2 separate regions of the Homo sapiens genome follow, and region 1 is linked to region 2. Evidence: chromatin loops called from intact Hi-C (ENCODE). Cell type or tissue: breast epithelium. All regions are shown on one strand. Links, peaks and the distances in the headings refer to the core of each region. The heading gives the core; the rest is flanking DNA. Region 1 overlaps LOC102724960 (a long non-coding RNA gene). Region 2 has its middle 14 kb from the start of PLXNC1.

Region 1 (2,807 bases), core at 199-2,698, 400 kb after region 2:
AAAAATTAGCCAAGTGTGGTGGTGTGCACCTGTAGTCCTCGTTACTGGGGAGGCTGAGGTGGGAGCCTGCAGTGAGTTATGATCGTGCCACTGCACTCCTGCCTGGGCAACAGAGCAAGACCCTGTCTCAAAAATAATAATAATAAGGCTGAGCACAGTGGCTCACACCTGTAATCTCAGCACTTTGGGAGGCCAAGGGGGGTGGATCACCTGAGGTCAGGAGTTGGAGACAAGCCTGGCCAACATGATAAAACCCTGTCTCTACTAAAAATACAAAAATGAGCAAGGTGAGGTGGTGTGCTCCTGTAGTCCCAGCTACTGGGGAGGCTGAGGCAGGAGAATCGTTTGAACCCAGGAGGCAGAGGTTGCAGTGAGCCGAGTTTGCGCCACTGCACTCCACCCAGCCTGGGCAACAGAGTGAGACTCCCTCTCAAAAAAATAAATAAATAAGGCCAGGTGCAGTGGCTCACGCCTGTAATCCCAGCACTTTGGGAGGCCGAGGCAGGTGGATCACAAGGTCAGGAGATCGAGACCATCCTGGCTAACACGGTGAAACCCGGTTCTACTAAAAATACAAAAAATTAGCTGGGCGTGGTGGCAGGCGCCTGTAGTCCCAGCTACTCAGGAGGCTGAGGCAGGAGAATGGCGTGAACCCGGGAGGCGAAGCTTGCAGTGAGTCAAGATCGTGCCACTGCACTCCAGCCTGGGCGACAGAGCGAGACTCCACCTCAAAAAAATAAATAAATAAATAAATAAATAAATAAGAATAATAAAGAAAAAAAGAAAAAACAAGTGAACTTTTTTTTAATGTTTTCCAGCTGCAGAGGCCATGTACTAGAAAACTCTTGAAATATTATTCAGTGTTTCTCAATACTTAAGCTGACTGCCTTCTGACAAATTGCCAAGTAGTGGTCAGAATTTAATTCACACCAAAAGAGAACACAAAGATTATGAGACAATTGACCCTATAAAAATGCATTCGTGGCATGCTCTTTAGTCACTTTGCATCTGCTCTCAACCCACCCTCCAGGGCTCTTATGTCACACTTATTTCCAGATAAATGGCCCAATTAGAAACCTATTGGCTAAGGTTGTACTAAAGGCAATGACCCTGCACACCAGAATCTCGTCCTTCTTAACATCACCCTTAAGCCAAAGCACAGTGGCGTGTGCATTCTCATTCCTGGACAAACTCTGCCCCCTGGCGCTGACTCACACACTTGCGCACCGGCGAGGAGGGTCTCCTTTGTTAGGTTTCCTCATGGGACAGGGATAGAAGAGCCTGTCACCCCCACCTGCCGTCTCCCCAAACCCCTAATTGCCATCAGTCTGCTCCACACAGATAATCCACCAAAAGGCTCCGAGTTTGTTTCTGCTCCGTGTATTTGAAATGAGTCTACCACATCAATCTCATTCTGTGTTAAAAAGTGTTTCTCAGCAGATGAGTAGGGATAAAATCTCCATGGGAGAAAGTGAAGGAGATGCCTGATCTGTCCAGGGCTTCCCGGGTCAGTGGCGCTTCGGCCAGAAGCCAGGCAGCAGGCCTTGGGCAGGTGGCTGGACCCCTTCTGTGCCACGGTATCTTTGTCTGTGAGATGAGGGGGGCAGTCCCCACCATACTGTGTTTACACAATAGAGGGAGAATTTAGGTGGTGACTGTGCTGTAGTAAAAAGAACAGAGGGTGTGGAAATAGGGGATTTGGGTCTAAACTCTGGCTCCAGGCCAGATGCAGTGGCTCACACTATAATCCCAGCACTTTGGGAGGCTGAGGCAGGAGGATCGCTTGAGCCCAGGAGTTTGAGACCAGCCTGGACAACACAGTGAGACCTCATCTCTACAAAAAATACAAAATTAGGTGGGCGTGGTGGTGCCTGCCTGTAGTCCCAGCGACTCAGGAGGCTGAGGTGGGAGGATCACTTGAGCCTGGGAGGCAGAAGTTGTGGTGAGCCATGATCGTGCCACTGCCCTCCAGCCTGGGTGACAGACTCCCTCTCAAAATAAATACATAAGTAAGTACAATAAATAAATTAATTAATTAATTAATTTCAGCTCTAGCTGTGGAACCTTGGACTAGAAATTCACTGTTCTCACTGTTCTCTAGAAATTCACCATTCCCTTGAGTTTCCTATCTTATAAAATGGGATAGTGACTTGCCCTGCTAGTCACTTTCTCGAGAAGAGACACCTCCAACTGCAGCGGGTGTGGCGCAGCCTTTCCCTCCAGGCTCCAGGAGCCCCTGCCTCCCAATCGGAAGGAGAGTTGTTTCAGATGAATATTCCTAGGTTTTAGCCCAGGAGGTTGAGTCAGAATCCTGCCTCAGAGGCGTGGCAGGAGAAACAAAATAATGAACCCCCAAAGGTGTCCATGTCCCGGTTCCCAGAACCTGCAAATATGTGACCTTGCATGGGAAAAGGGCCTAACAGATGCGACTAAATTAAGAATCTTAAGATGGGGGGATTATCCTCGATTACCCCGGTGGGCCCACTGGATCATGGGGGTCCTAACAAAGGGAAGAGGGAGGCAGGAGAGGCGGAGATGTGATGAGGAGAAGGGATTGGAGGGAAACACCACGCACTGAGGATGAAGGTGGCCTTGAACGCTGGAAAAGGCGAGGAAGAGATCCTCCCCCAGAGCCTCCAGGAGGAACTCAGAGCTGCCAACACCTCACTCCCAGCCCTGCAAGACCCACTTTAGGACTTCTGACCTCTAAAGCTGTAGATGATTAATCCGTGTTGTTTTAAGCCACTAAGTTTGTAATTATTTGTTTCAGCAGCTCTGGGAAGCCAATATGGCGCCATGGAGGGGCT
Region 2 (2,807 bases), core at 110-2,609:
TATAACAAGAAATCAAGCCCATGATTCAGATCAGCAGGCTTGCTGGTTGATTAAATATAGAAGGTGAGGGAAGTATCTAGGATGACTTCCACCTTCTGGTTTGAAAACCTGGATGGGCAGTGGTGCCACCGAAGGAGACTAGGAACATGTGGAGAAAAGGTATGGAAGAAAATTGACTTGACTTGAAGTATGTATGGAATGTACAAGGGAAATGACCAGTAGGCATTTAGACATGTAGATCTAAAATTCAGGGCCTAAAGTTCAGAGATCAAGAGATCACTTTTGTGTAGATTTTTTAGAGTCATCAGCAGGTAAGTAATGATGGAAGCCCGTGGTGTGCATTGGTGATACTGACCAGGGAGAATACTACAGGAATGAGAGGATGCCAAAGACAGAAGAAGGGATTGATGTCAAAGGACCAAGAGTGAGCTGAGGACTCAGTTCTAGAGAGCCTCAACAGTCAGTCTCTCTCTCTCTCTGTGTCTCTATCTGTCTCTCTCTCTCTCTCTCTCTCTCTCATATCTCTCTCTCTCTCTCTCATATCTCTCTCTCTCTCTCTCATCACTATCTCTATCTCTTTCTCTATCTAGCTCTCTCTCCTACTTCATACTGGACTTTTCTGCTAGGCAGAGAGCAAAGTCACTGCTAGCCCCAGATTAGCCACCCCCATAAAAAATCTCTTTTCTCCCACCATCCCTATAACAATTCCTGGAAAGAACTCTGGTTGACTTTGCTAGAATCACATGACCCATGCTTAGACCAAACCTAAGGAGCACTTGGGTTGGCCAGACCCATGTCATATGCCCCCATATTGTTGGAAGGAGGGTACAGCCTCTTTATGAGAAGAACAGGGATGGTAAAACTTTCTGGGCAGATAAAAATAGTTATCAGGTCACCTACACATCAACACTTTAAAAGGTAGGAGGAGAAAGTGGAGCCAGTAAAGGAGACAGAAAGTTGGTATGTCAGAGTAGATTAACAGTTTTTCAGAGGCCAAGATCTTTGTCTTATCCTTATCTGTGTCCTTCATCCCCCCCATCTAGTATCTAGCCTTGTGCCTATAATCAACAAGTGTGTATGGAATGAATTCATAGACACTACACATGATAAGTAATGGGGATTTGTAAAAGACATGACAAAGACCAACACTCAGGAATCTAATTTGGGCAATACACAAAAGCACATTTTTTAAGTAGCTGGCCACCACTGACATAGATAATAATAGAGTCTCTAAAAAGAGCCAAACTTTTTCATGATTTGGATAAAGGCACCATATCCGTTTAAACCAAAACAGTCACAGATGAGGATTTGATTTGGGGAGTGTCTTATGGAAATTAGATGGTGTTGTTTTAAAGAGTGTTCATTTTATTTCTCTGTTCTAGGGCTGACTGTAATTTCATGCTGCATTTGCAAGCCTGCAGGCAGACACCTTAATTACTATGGATGCCAGATAGAAAGAGGAGTGCTAATCAAACCTTTATTAATTGGTGACATACTTCCAACTTTCAGAAACAGATGCTAGGGAGGAATGAATCCTTGTAAACCACAGTACCCACCAACTCCCCTCAGGTGTGGATTTTTTTTTTTCTTAAATCAAGTACCTTTTACATCCACTAGGGGGAATCCTAGCGCGCTTCAAAGTCTGCCTTTTTCTATGCTTAGAATGACATACCCATGAAAACTTGCTTGTCTATTGATGGGTGTGTCCTCTACTCTGGAGAAGCTCCGAGATCTGGCATGTTGTCATATTTTTCAAACAGAAGAGAAAATATCATTCAAGATATGTTAAAGAAAATAAATTGCTCAAATTCTCACTGGAAGAAATCCATCTTAGAGAAAATTTTCCGTGTAAACAGAAGTTTCTACCAGGAAAAAGAGGGTAATTATTTGTCAGAATCTTTACTTACCAAAAAATAGAAAACACTAAATATGTGCCTTTGCAATTTTAGAGAGCTTAATTTTAAATACCTGTTAGGCACTAGTGCGATCTTTATGCTCAGTGGAGTTCTTAAAGTATTATTGGCACTCGGTTGATAATTATTATAATTATTATAAGCTTGCCTTACATAATTACAGTATAAGACTCTCCCCTTTTCAGTATAAAGCCATGTTCAAACAAAGTTTGAAAGGTGCTGTAAATTAACAAATAATTTAAAAGCTATGTTCAGTGGATGCTCCTCCATGTTATCAATAATATTTTTTGTGGCAAGGAGTTGTTTTTCTCCTTTTATATTCTCTGTCTCTGCAGAGATAGTCAATTCATGAATTGGTAAATATGCACTGTGGAGATGCCAAGTTATGTCATTGTATGTGGGGCTGTGGGTACCTCAAAGAATGACCCTTGCCCCTAAGGAGTATAGAGCCTTTACATTACACTTCAACTGACATTTATTGAACACTGACTCCGTGTAAGGCCCAGTAATCTGCACAAAAATAACACCACTGATCTTGCTCATTGCCATAACCCCAGCCTGCAACACATGCCTAGCACATGGTAGATTCTCAGGAAGTATCTGTTAAAAGATGGAGTAAGTTAATGAACAGAAAGTTTGAGGAATAAAGGGAATATGGAGATAAACTGAATTTAAGACACCATCTCTGATCTCAAAGAAATTATATTAAGTGAAAGAGCTATAAACACAACCAATGCATAGTGTATGATGTGACTCACCAGATTTTAATGCTATCAACCTACAGATAAAGTGCTCTTCAAGTTCAGAGCAGGGAATTCATAACCAAAGGGAGGAATTGGCCCCGTTAAACAAATTCAACAGGTAAGTTTAGTTACACTGCTAGAACAGAGCCTG

The links. A loop is a pair of places that touch in the nucleus more often than their neighbours do. Peaks named below come from ENCODE experiments on the same cell type or tissue, not always from the same donor. Only the 100,000 strongest peaks of a DNase experiment are listed, where the experiment ranks them.
Region 1: it touches region 2 in a loop (12-fold over the local background); 108 of 110 quality-filtered maps call a loop at or near these places.

The regions. Positions count from the first base shown.
Region 1 is chr12:94,531,797-94,534,603 of GRCh38, forward strand. The region is part of intron 2 of LOC102724960 (a long non-coding RNA gene); the gene reads left to right. Among named protein-coding and RNA genes, the nearest start is that of MIR5700, 29 kb to the right of the region's middle. In breast epithelium, for the core only: CTCF peaks have their summits at 1,200 (motif pointing left) and 1,401; a DNase peak (open chromatin) is centred at 1,215; H3K27ac peaks cover 455 bases.
Region 2 is chr12:94,132,778-94,135,584 of GRCh38, forward strand. No RefSeq gene overlaps it. Among named protein-coding and RNA genes, the nearest start is that of PLXNC1, 14 kb to the right of the region's middle. RefSeq lists a silencer at 1,674-1,723. In breast epithelium, for the core only: a CTCF peak has its summit at 1,599 (motif pointing right); no DNase peak of the experiment used is centred there.